Regions from separate parts of the Homo sapiens genome. Here all the other regions are linked to region 2. The links are chromatin contacts, found by Hi-C in ENCODE. All regions are on one chromosome and are shown on one strand. Each heading gives the region's core, a stretch centred on a gene start or an enhancer-like site at or near the end of the contact. The rest is flanking DNA. Distances are from core to core; before and after follow the strand shown. Region 1 has its middle 300 kb from the start of SATB1-AS1. Region 2 holds the start of RFTN1 (raftlin, lipid raft linker 1). Region 3 overlaps SLC6A6 (solute carrier family 6 member 6).

The links. A loop is a pair of places that touch in the nucleus more often than their neighbours do. Pooled maps may share reads with other maps.
Region 1: a loop to region 2 is called in a map with no recorded cell type, with 9 times the contacts of the local background. The contact joins the enhancer-like site here to the promoter of RFTN1 in region 2. A Hi-C loop is called at or near these places in 3 of 37 single-sample maps with no recorded cell type and 6 of 50 pooled maps.
Region 3: a loop to region 2 is called in a pooled map, with 9 times the contacts of the local background. The contact joins the enhancer-like site here to the promoter of RFTN1 in region 2. A Hi-C loop is called at or near these places in 1 of 168 maps with a recorded cell type or tissue (tibial artery), 1 of 37 single-sample maps with no recorded cell type and 7 of 50 pooled maps.

The regions. Positions count from the first base shown.
Region 1 is chr3:18,739,596-18,743,261 of GRCh38, forward strand. No RefSeq gene overlaps it. Among named protein-coding and RNA genes, the nearest start is that of SATB1-AS1, 300 kb to the left of the region's middle. Within about 2 kb of position 1,641, at least 7 of the 41 ENCODE cell types and tissues checked have a DNase peak (open chromatin) inside an H3K27ac peak, as active enhancers do.
Region 2 is chr3:16,511,351-16,515,020 of GRCh38, forward strand. RFTN1 (raftlin, lipid raft linker 1) reads right to left here and starts at 2,349. Exons shown (of 10, transcript NM_015150.2): 1 at 2,092-2,349. RefSeq lists enhancers at 789-1,198, 1,749-1,828 and silencers at 2,119-2,478, 2,509-2,578.
Region 3 is chr3:14,433,741-14,437,927 of GRCh38, forward strand. The region is part of intron 2 of SLC6A6 (solute carrier family 6 member 6); the gene reads left to right. Among named protein-coding and RNA genes, the nearest start is that of SLC6A6, 33 kb to the left of the region's middle. RefSeq lists enhancers at 859-1,770, 1,771-2,682. Within about 2 kb of position 1,292, at least 14 of the 41 ENCODE cell types and tissues checked have a DNase peak (open chromatin) inside an H3K27ac peak, as active enhancers do.

The sequences.
Region 1 (3,666 bases), core at 391-2,890, 2.2 Mb after region 2:
TTGTAAATGTCCATTGTCCTTAAACCTTAGTTTTCCTTCTCTGTAAGTTGAAGCTAATAATTATGCCACTTTTAACCTTCATCCATTAAGTGAGATACGTCACTCAAAGCATTTAGCATAGTAAGTGTTCAACAAATTCTACCTACTGCCATTATTTCACGAGATAGGCTGTCAACAAATATTTGGGGCTAAATCTTAATTGATGAAATCTCAATTTCATCATCCTAATGATGAAACTTCTTTTGCTGTTAACTTTTTAATAATGTTTTTAATAGCAAGTGAGAAAAATTTCACTTTCTATCTCCTTTTCCTTACTGGCATGAGTTAAGAGTTGAAAAAAAGAGGTCTCTTGTATCAACAAATTGCCTGTAAATCTAGTCACAGAATGTTATGTCTATGGAATTTTAGAACAGAAACTTTATCTGTCATAAATTCTATCACAAATTTTAACTGCTTAATTTTAAATCAGTGGTTCTCAGTTGAGGGTGACGGTGCCCTCAGCTTCTTCCTTACAGAACAATGGAAACTATCACAACCGGTGGTAGGTGCTACTGGCTTCTAGTGAGTAGAGGCCAAGGATGCTACTAAATATTCTACAGACCATAGGATAGTCCCCTACAGCAAGAAATAATCCATCCCAGAAAGCCAATAGTGATGAGGTTTAAAAAAAACTCTATTTTAGACTTAAGGAAACTGAAGCTTAGAGAGGCTTAAATGACTTGTCTATGGTTGTAGGATTTGATAACATTAATTTCTTGCTGCATTTGATCTATCATGACATCCTAAACAATCCCAGCAGAGAGAAGACAGCCTAGTATTCAGACTCCTTTCTCGGCATTCCAAATCCCTCTACTCTCAGTGTATAGAATCTCTATTTTCTCCACATATCAGCTTTCACCCCGTTGTCCCCAGCTCACCAAAACACACATATGTGCACACAATTCCATCATGGAAAAGTAATGCAGAGAGAGTTCACCAAAGAAGCAAAGGCAAATTATTTTTCCTGGGCATATCTGTTTCAAACCAACCAATTCTATTACACAGTTAGCCCAAACAGAAGCCTGGGTGAAAAGGCAGACCAATGTACAGGTCTTTGTTGCCGTAGGACTAGAACCGGGCCAAGGTTCCCATGGGTAATAATCATGGCTTTGTGCTCAGTGAAGTCCACAGGTAACTGCAGAAATACTGTGACTACAGAATAAAGAATAAGAATAGAAAAAGGGGCATGACTTGATGAGCAAACCACACAGATTCACAGGAAGTAGACTTCAGCAGTTCTAGTATCTGTGGTTTTCTTGAATTCTTTTCAGATCTTATTCTGGGAAAAGAAAGTTATCAGGTCAGTAGTGTTAATGTGCTTTGTTTTGTTTTGTTTTTGCTCTGTTCTACATGGGCAAAACACGAGGAGATAAACATTTTCATGGTAGACTGGGAATAAAGAAGAAAAAGTGATCCTGAGAAGAAACCCCTGATGCACTTCAGGGAGGGGAACAGATACACAATGAAGTGAAGAAGATGCATATAGTTTTTCAACACTAAGAAAATGACTGAAAATAGTTTGTTCTCTTCTAATATCATTAATGAAACCACATAGTGATGTCACTTCTGATCACGCTGAAATTTGAGTTGCTGATCTTGCGATAACAAGCTTCCTCTTTGCGCGTTCACAGCGTGTCTACAGTGGAAAAGACCTTCAGGTTAAACGTGAGTGGGTGGAACTTGTCAAGAAAAATAACTTCACCACCACAACAACAAATGACGGGAGAGACAGAAACTTCTCTGGGAGAGCAGAAGGAAAAAAGCGAAGTCTAAGTATTATTAAACATGTGAAAGAAGAGTCATTTAATAGGAAGTAACTCATTCACACAAATGTAACTTTGTGGTCCCTCAGAAGTACGTAAATACTACCAATCAGTCCACCACAGATTATCATCAAAATTTCTTGGGAAATGCCTCATTAAAGAGTCTTTATAGAATAATATGAGTGTGCATCAGTCAAATAATTTCAAGAAGACGTTAAACACTAGCTCTTAGAGATGTAAATTTCCTTTCCTTCCTTGGGTACTACATTTTGCCGTTGTGAGTTTTAAATTGAGGCTAAATGTGAACCCTTTGAACCATGCTTATCTTCATAGGAGAAAGCCGTTTCTTGTTTTTAAGAGGAAGGCCTTAAATGGACTGAAGAATAGTGGTTTTGGCATTAAATTGCTCTTCTCAGATGTATTTATTACATGATGAAATTACATGATTATTATTACTTGCTGAAATAATTCCATAGCATAGGACTTGATGAATAATTGGTGAAAAATCTTTTAGAATTTATAGTTCTCAGACTTTGAAAAATATTTTTAAAAAATTGATATCCCCAAGCCCACCCACCTCATTACATAATCATGTCTATCACTTTTTAACCCTGATGCTGTAAACCCTGTATCCCCTCCATTAACAGAGTGTTGGTGTGCTTTGTTTTGTTTTGTTTTGTTATGTAACAGTTTCAATGAAGCATTTAATCGGAAAGCATAATCAAAATATGTCGTATGTGACATATTTTGAGTTGCGAATTGGTTTATTCTCTACTCTTTACTGAAGTTTGTCTCTATTGACTGGTGGCCTGTTGAAGATCATAAATGTCTTTGTTTTGATTTTAGGGCACTGTGTTTCTTAAAGTTGGAGTTCCTGGACCACCTGCCTCATAGGTCTCCAGATGTGCTCATTAAGAAATGCATATTTCTGTGCCTAATCCCAAGCTTACTAAATCAGAAACTCTTGGCAAGGGGGAGACTGAAATCTACATTTTCGCCTGTTTCTTGACTGACTCTTGTCTGTGTGGGGGTGAATGTTAAAAATTTAAAGGAAAGAGAGACCTATATGCAACTTACAAATAGAGACGGAGAGAAATGACAGTAAGGTAGCATAAGGAGACACTTTGGAAAATAGATTTTTTGAGGAGGAAAAAAATTATATTGCAAAATTATTTTTAGGTACACAAGTTATTTCTATATTTTGTCCTTTATCCATGCTCTTTATTTAGCTAATGTATCCCTCTTTTCTCAGATTTTATTTTTTTCATTTAGTCTAACACCTCTGTTAAAAGAAAAGAAGGGAAACAAAGAGGGAAAATAGGTGAAACTAAGGAGTGTAATATGCTCTTAAAAGCAATTTAACATTGTTTAAATGTATCTATCTTGACCTTTTCAATGCCATCTGACATTGTTTAATTTGTTATTTGTATATTATCATATGTTGGGAAGTGAAAAATAACTGGAATTATTTTTCAGACCTCAATGTTATTTACTATATTAAATTTATTTGTTTATTTTAAAGAAGACCACATAAAAGTATAGAACACTTTTTAAATGTATGCAAAGAAACATCTATTGTTAAAGTGTACCTTATGCTTGACACTCTTCGATGATTTTAGTACACTTACTATTTTCCATGCCATAATAAGAAACTGTAGCACTTTTTGTAGCCTTTCAATGAATTGAATCCTCTGAAAATTGCTTCTAATAAAATAAAAAAAACCTTTCATATCACCAAATTCCAGTCACAATAGCAATCTTGAATCTGTTTGCCACTTAATTTCCAGCATGAGAAAGAAATAATGTTTTGGGGACCATTATGTAGACTATGCCTCTGACTTCTGGGCCCACATTTAATTTCCAG
Region 2 (3,670 bases), core at 1,099-3,598:
AATGACCTGTACCAACATCTGTAATTTACTTTAAAGTGCATAAAACCATCAGCTGGACTTATGGATGGACACAGGGATGGCTGGATGGTTGGGGGAGGTGTGTAGTTAAGCAAAGATGGCAAAATGTGAATTAGACTCTAGGTGTGTATATTTAGGGGGTCACTGTTCTTGCAACTTTTCTATATCTTAAAAAATGGGATGGGGATAGAGTCACAGTGTCCTCTCCTTAGTCCACCAAGTTAGAAATTTGGCAAAGCACCATGCCCCACCAAGCCATGGGACCACATAGTTTCAATTCTGCTGAAAAGAGAAGACTGGAAGAACATAAGTAGCTTTACAGGAACTCACATCACTCATGCCAAAGATTTTCTGCTTGTTTCCCTACAGACAAAGCAATTATTTGAATGTAAGCCAAAAATTCCTGCTCAAGAGGGAGAAAAAGAACTCACTGACTTGTATTCCCAATTTATTATCTTTCAATTCCTGTACCAAATCTACTAGCTAACTGCACAACACTCCACTTCCATTTGCCCCATGTCCATACAGCCAAAAAGCAAACAAAGAAAAACCAACCCAGTGACTTGATATACAAATGCAGCCAGAGGATGACGTGCCAGCTCTGGGGCTTTGAATCACTCAGGCGGGCCAGAAACCCCACTGAAGGCAAAAGAGGATGCAGAGCTCAGTCTGAGGTTAGAGTGATTTCACTGAGGTTAGCACACACGCACCAAAGAGTCCCAAACAGCTTGCTTCGTAACCCCTCTCTGGGGTTTGGTGACATCTGGGGTCACTTGAACTTCGTTGGGATTCAGCTGTTCAGAGATACAAATTAGGAATCCCGGCAGCAGAGAGGCCCTACCCACAGGCCCAGAGGTCGCTCACATTACACCCGGCTTCCTTCCTGGCAAGGCCTTAACTTATCCTGAGATGACACACGATGGCAGGGGTTGGAAGATGCCTAGTCTAGTTGAGCGCCCAGCTCCTGAAACAGCTGTACCGACTACAAGGGTTCCAGCACATGAGTTGCTGGAAACTGGGGTGACCACTGACAGAGATTGAGCCAGACTTTTTTTTTAAAAAAGTACTTCTTGTTTGTTTGTTTTAAGCCCCCGAAGAAACTCACTGACACCACCCAGCGTCCCTAGGGATCACCCATAACCACACAGGGCAGCTGAGGGCAAGCACAGAGTCACAGACAGACAGCAGGGAGCGTGCCTGGTTCTACAACCTTGGCCTCCACGCGGTTCTTGCTGCCAAAGGCAGCGACACCGGAGGTGAAGGGCACCAGCCCTGGCCTAGGACTGGGGTGCGCGTGCCTGACAACGGGGCTTCCCGAAATACACAACCACCTCCTCCTCGCCCAGACCCATATCCATCCTGGCGTCCCTTGAGTCTAGAGAAGTGGGTTAAGACAAGGGAAGAAAATCCCTTACAGAAGAGGAGATCCCCGTTTTCAGTGCTGGGGACTCTCGGCACCCGCGTCCCTGTGCTTCTGGTGGTTCCGGCGCTTCCTCGGAGCGCGCGGCATGTCTGCTCCTACACGTCCAGCACCTCTGTCCCCAGAGCAAACCCACCTCCCAGGGCACACGCAGAGGGGCAGTCAGGCACCGCCTCCACCCTGCCCCACCCAGGCCGCGCGCACCCCGGAAACCTGGACTCCGCGACCAGCTCCCTCCTGTTCTTTTCCGAGGACCCCAGCGGCAGTGTGTCCTGGACCCACCTGTAGCCTCCAAGCTCCCCCACCTCTGCGTCCTTCCTAGGCGCTTCTGAGCCTGCAGAGCCTACGACCCCCAACAGGCTGCTCCGAAGTGCCTCTCCCTACATCGCTCCAGGAATGACTCCCCTACACCCGTTCCCCGCAAAAAAAAGTTGGCCCAAGATCCAGGCGTCCCAAGGATCAGCCCAGGTCCCCATCCGACGCGGGCCAGGGGGTGCTGCTCTGGCAGCTCCGGAGCCCCGGCAAAGAGCAACCTGCAGGGAGGCGCCACGCGCGGTTCCCACTACCCGCCAGAGACCCGGTCCATGGGGCCAAACGGAGGGGCCTGTGCCGGTCGACACCCCAAGCCCTGTCGCGCCCCCCCCGCCGCCTACCGTATGGGACCGGCGGAGGAGAAGGCGCGGTCGCGGGCTCCCTGAGGCAGCGTGTTCCGTCCCGGGAGGAAAGTTTGTGCCATACAGAGGAGGCGGCGCGGGGAGGACTTGGGCGCCGGTGGGTGGAGGCGTGGGCGGTGGCGCCGCGTGGTCGTGTGTCTGTCCCTCCGGCGATCGGTGCGTCTGTCCCTCGCCGGAGCCCGCGGCCGCCGCGCTCTCGCTCGCTGCGCCCAGCGCCCGGCGCGCTCCGGCTCCAGCCCCGACGCGCCCCCGCCGCCGCCGCCGCGCGTCCGCCGGCTACACTTCCTCTTCCTCTGAACTCATGTGCAAAATATGCTACGCTGCATCTTCAGGGAAAGCCTCGCGGCCCCTGACAGCAGCCGCTGGAGCGGTGGGCCCGCCCAGCTCTCCCCGCGCCCCCTCGGAGTTCCGCCCGGTCACCTCCACGCGGCCGAGCTGCAAGCGACCCTGGCAGCCTCAGAACCCAGGGGTCAGGGGCTCATCGATCCTCCCTCCCAGCCCCTCCTAATCAAGGTTGTGTGCTGTCAGGAAGAGCGCCTGGGAGACAAGGATCCTTCAAGATTTGAGCCAGGATGCTGAAAGGGCGACTGCCATCAAGGTGCTGATGGCTGGGGGTGGGGTTGGGGCCGACTTGAGAGAGGACCATTTCTCGACCCCATTCCACAGGTGGGAGCATCCCTAAACATCTCAGGTGCTGCTGAAATTCTCTCTTGCGAGTTAGTGCTTCAGGGAAGGGTAATGCCACTGTCTCCGTTGCCATCCCTTGGTCTACCTACTTAAGATGTCCAGAGGTTTGAGAAGATCTGGAGAATCACCTTGCGTGGCAACTTGAGGCACCCAGGGAGAAAATTATATAAAGAGTGAAGCACTAGTAAACCAGGCTGCATTAGTAAAGTGAAGATGTGAGGCAAGGAGCCATTAGAAAATATTTTCTTCGTAAAACTAAACCAAGCAGAATTACAGTGTAGGGGTTAAGAGGGGGAACTTTAAAGTCAAATAATCAGGGTTGGATTCCTGGCTTTAGTACTTACTGGCTGTGTGACTTTGGGTAAGTGACTTAACTGCTCTGCGCCTATTTGTCACATGGCACTTCTTCGTGGGTTATTATATGTAAAGTGTTTAGCAACCACTCTATAACTTAGCTATTATCATTATTTTAAGGGGGCTAGAACAAGAAGGGTGAGATAATTTAATTAATTATCTCCATTTTCTAATTGGGCAAAGAAGACCCTGTGTGGGCAAAGTTAAGCACTGGAGCACACAGGGTGGAGGGCTGGTTTAGGGGCCCAGCAGTGTTTCGATGAGGTCCTTCTGGCACTAATAACACTCCTCCAGCAAGTAAGGAAGCACTATTTTGTTTTCAGGGACTCTTCCTGTTACCACAGCTTCTCAGAGATTTTCTTCCTTATTTTCTCTTTCCATAGCCTTTCTAGTTCTGTTTTGCTCCCCCTCCCTCACCACTGTTTTGTTTTTATTTGTTTTTCTCCTTTCCCTTTCCACCCCACCTTTTCCTGGTGTCACACTCACCACCACTATCCCCAGTGTCCCCCATTTCCCC
Region 3 (4,187 bases), core at 42-2,541, 2.1 Mb before region 2:
TTGCAGAGAGCTGAGATCGCACCCTGCACTCCAGCTTGGGCAACAGAGCTAGACTCTGTCTCAAAAAAAAAAAAAAAAAAAAAAAAAAGTCATAAGTACCTGCAGGGAAAAACCCAACATGGGCCCTTAAGTTCCCTTTCAGAGTAGAAGGGAAGGGTTGGTGGTCAGGGACAATCCAGGGCTTTTAGCCAAAAGCGTTGAGCCCTCACTGGGGCAGCACAAAACTTGGGATAAATCCAGGTTCTAACTCTGGCCTTGGGGGCCCCGTCCCCTCTTCCTCTCTGCCACACTCTGGCTTTCTGTTTCTTCACTATGTGCACCATGGCCCTCTTTACACCTGCTGTTCTCTGCTCTTAGAACAGTGTTCCCCCAGTTCTTTGCCCCCAGTTCTTTGCCTCAGCTTCAGTGTGGCTAAAAGCTTGTTCCCTAGAGCCGAGCTTCTGGGTTTGAATCCAGCTGTATGACCCTGGGCAAGTGGCTTTACTTCTCTGGGCCTCTTTCCATCATCCGGGCTGGTGAGGAGTAAGTGAGTGAGTTGGTGTCTGGAAAGGGCTTGGCACAGGGCCTGCCCACAGTGAGTCCTCAGCGAGCTGCTGTTGTTATGAAATGTCACCTCCGCAGAGGGGCCTACTTTGTTGTTTTCTGTGTGCTGGGCACTGTCATAAATAATTGCTCATTTATGTGTTTAGTGTCTATCTCCCCTTCTGCAGGTCAGCTTGGTAGGGCTCACCCACTGTCTCCAGTTCCTAGAGCAGTGCCTGGCACATAGTAGGGTGAGTTAACAGCCACTGCTTGCCAAAGCCACTCAAACCTTTGTTCTAACCCTGGACCTCTGAGATGCAGAGGGGAAGTGACTTGGCCTGCATGACCCAGCTTTCTGACCTCGCCCACTGCCCTTTCCCCGACTTAGCTGCTTGGGCTCTGCTGTGGGGCACCTCCGTTTGGAGTATGGTGTGTGCCTCAAACACCTTCATCTGGGGCAGCGCCAGCCACCCTGCCTCATCCTGGCCCTTCTCAGGCCATCCTGCCACCGGGAGCCTGCCGTGCCTCCACCCCTCCCCCTGCAACTGGCACGGTGGCACTCTCCTTGCTGCCTCTCCTCTGCTGCCAGACTGTGGTTCTCTGGGGCTTTGGGCCAGGTCCTGCCACTTCCAAGGAGATGATAAAACAGTTTGGACCCAGTCCCCAGACCTTATGTTCACCTGCCAATGTTTTTATGAGGGGAAGGTGACAAGTTGGCTGTCTATTAGACTCATACCGTGTCTCGCCACCCCCGGCGTTGTTCCAGAGGCTTGTTCTTTGCAAAACCTGCTCACTGTCATCCACTCTTCCCCAGCAAACCACAGACTAAGAAGAACTACGTGGTCTGGCTGGTCCCCATCCAGAGGTCACCTTGCCCCAGGGTGGCACCAAGGTCATGGAGTTGGGACGTGGGTGCAAATCCTGGCCCACTGTCCTGTAGCTGTGGGACCTGGGATAAGGCTTCCCCCTTCTCTGAGCCTCAGTCTCCTGATCTGTGAAAGGCAAGGCTGATGAGGCCGGGGGTGAGGTAGAGGCTTTTCTGCAGGGCTTAGTGTGATCCAGGCAGGAGGCTTCTAGCGGAGGTCGGGGGTCTCTGAGGGTAGACCCGTACTTTGGTGGGGTGGAGGTTGCAGTTAAATCAGGAGAGGGGAGGACCTCACCCGAGGATGCTGAACCCCAGGTAGATAACAAGCCCCTGTCCCAGAGACGGCATGCTGAAACGATTTCCTCAACAGAATTCACTTTCACTACGACCAGAATATTTTTGCTCATTGTTTCGGCTTTGTTCCGGGCAAAACAATGCCTGGCTTCCTGGATGACCTCACCGGGACAAGCCATCAGGGCTGTAGGCCAGCCTGGTCAGCATCTCCGCACGAGCCCATTCTTCCCTTTGCCACGGCCACCTTAGGTGACCTGGGGGCAATAGTGTGACCAAAGAGAGCAGACTGGCCACAGGCTGAGTCTGGCCCCCTCTGTGTTTGTGTTTGACCCAGGTGGTGGTTTAGAAACTGAAAAATGTGTGTGTGCATATAAACCAGATTTCAACATCTCTTGAGAAGCTGGAGGATCCAGCCCCAGTGGGCACCAGTCCCGAAGGCACCTGCAGTAGTGGGAGCTAAGGAGAGCTGCCTGTGAGAGTCCAGACTCCTCCTGTCCCCTGGTTCCCACTCTTCCCTGCGACCTCCCCACCCCAGTGGACTCCTGTCCTTTGCCCACCAGGCCTCTGGAGGCTTTGGAGCTCGCCACGCTTGAGTTAGCCTTTCCTTGGGAGCAGATAACCAACAGATACAGACCTCATGATACAATTCAATGATTCAATCTCTTAAAGGTGTACTTTTAAAATATATATAAAAGAGAAAAAGAAAGGCTTTGATTAATTTCCACTTAAAACAGCTACTCCACTTAGAGTGATGGAAAGAGCTTCTACTTTATTATTATTATTTTTTCATCTTTTTAGAAACAGGGTCTTGCTCTGTCACCCAGCCTGGAGTGAGGTGGCATGATCACAACTCACTGCAGCCTCCAACTCCCGGGTGCAAGTGATCCTCCTACCGCAGCCTCCTGAGTAGCTGGGACTGCAGGCGCACGTGACCACACCTGGCTAATTTTTTTTTAACTTTTTGTACAGACAGGGTCCAAATGTGTTGCCCAGGCTTATCTGGAACTCCTGGCCTCAAGCCACCCTTTCACTTCAGCCTTCCAGAGTGTTGGGATTAAAGGTGTGAGCCACCACGCCCACCCAGGAATAGCACTCTTAACAACAACTCCCTTTTTTTTTTTTTTTTTTTTTTTTTTTTTTTTTTTTTTTTTTTTTTTTTTGGTGCTTAATTGTTAAACACTAGGGCCAAGGAGAGTGCCCTTGGCAGGCATCACTAATAGATCCTGGCCATCCTGCTCACTGAGCCTGTACCTAGCCCAGAATCTATGGAGACAGTGGTCCAGGGAGCCCCATCAGAGTTCCCTGTTTGCTAGAGGAGGGCTCCAGTCCAGCACGCCATCTGTCCTGCCTGAGTCTGTGCTGTTTCATTAGCTGGCCTGGCCCAGCCCTGTGGCCCTTGGCACTGACTGCTCCCCAGGCCCTGTCCAGCCTCCTGAGCCCCGTCTCCATCATGTGGCCCTTCACTTCCCTGTTTGCCTTTGCCTAGTTCCCCAGTTTGTCAGCCGGCTTGCAGCTGGCTCCTTAAAGACACCAGACCCCATTTCATTTGATCCATAGCAGCTACAGTAGTTGAGAACATGGACTTCAGAGGCCAAGACAGACCTGGGGGGCATTTGGAGCTTAAGTGGCCTTTTCCTCATGTGTGACTGTGGACAAGTGACTTCACATCTCTGTGCTTTATCAGCACAGGAAGGATGGGAGCAGCACCCACTGAGGGGATTAGCTAAGAAAATGAAAATGTGCTTGTAGTCAGTGCTCTTTTTAAAAAGATGCATATTCTGCTTGTGTATATGGTCAGTGCTTAATAAACACAGCTATCTTTTTCTTAAAAGTAACTTTTTTTGTTTTTTTTTGGAGACAGGGTCTCGCTCTGTCACCCAGGCTGGAGTGCAGTGGGGCAATCATGGCTCACTGCAGCCTTGACCTCCAAGGCTCAAGTGACCCTCCCACCTCAGCCTCCCGAGTAGCTGGGACTACAGGCATGTGCCACCACATCCAGCTAATTTTTGTAGTTTTTGTAAAGATGGGGTTTTGCCATATTGCCCAGGCTGGAAGTTTTAAAATTGATAAATAAAAATTGTATATATTTATGGTGTATAACATGATGTTTCACATCTGCGTATGTTGTAGAATGACTGGATCAAGCCAATTAACTTACGTATCACCTCGCTTCCTAAGCATTTTTTGTGTGTAGTGAGAACGCTTAAAATCTACTCTCAACAGTTTTCAAGTATACAATATGTTATTAATTTTAATCAGCATGACACCATGACATACATAATAGATCTATCAAACTTACTCCTCGTACATAACTGAAATTTTGTGGTTTTTGACCAGCAATTCCCCAATACCTCTAACCATCCACTTTTTCTTATTTATTTATTTATTTATTATTTTATTTTATTTTATTTATTTTATTTTTTTGAGATGGAGTCTTGCTCTGTCGCCCAGGCTAGACTGCAGTGGTGCGATCTTGGCTCACTGCAGTGTCCGCCTCCCGGATTCC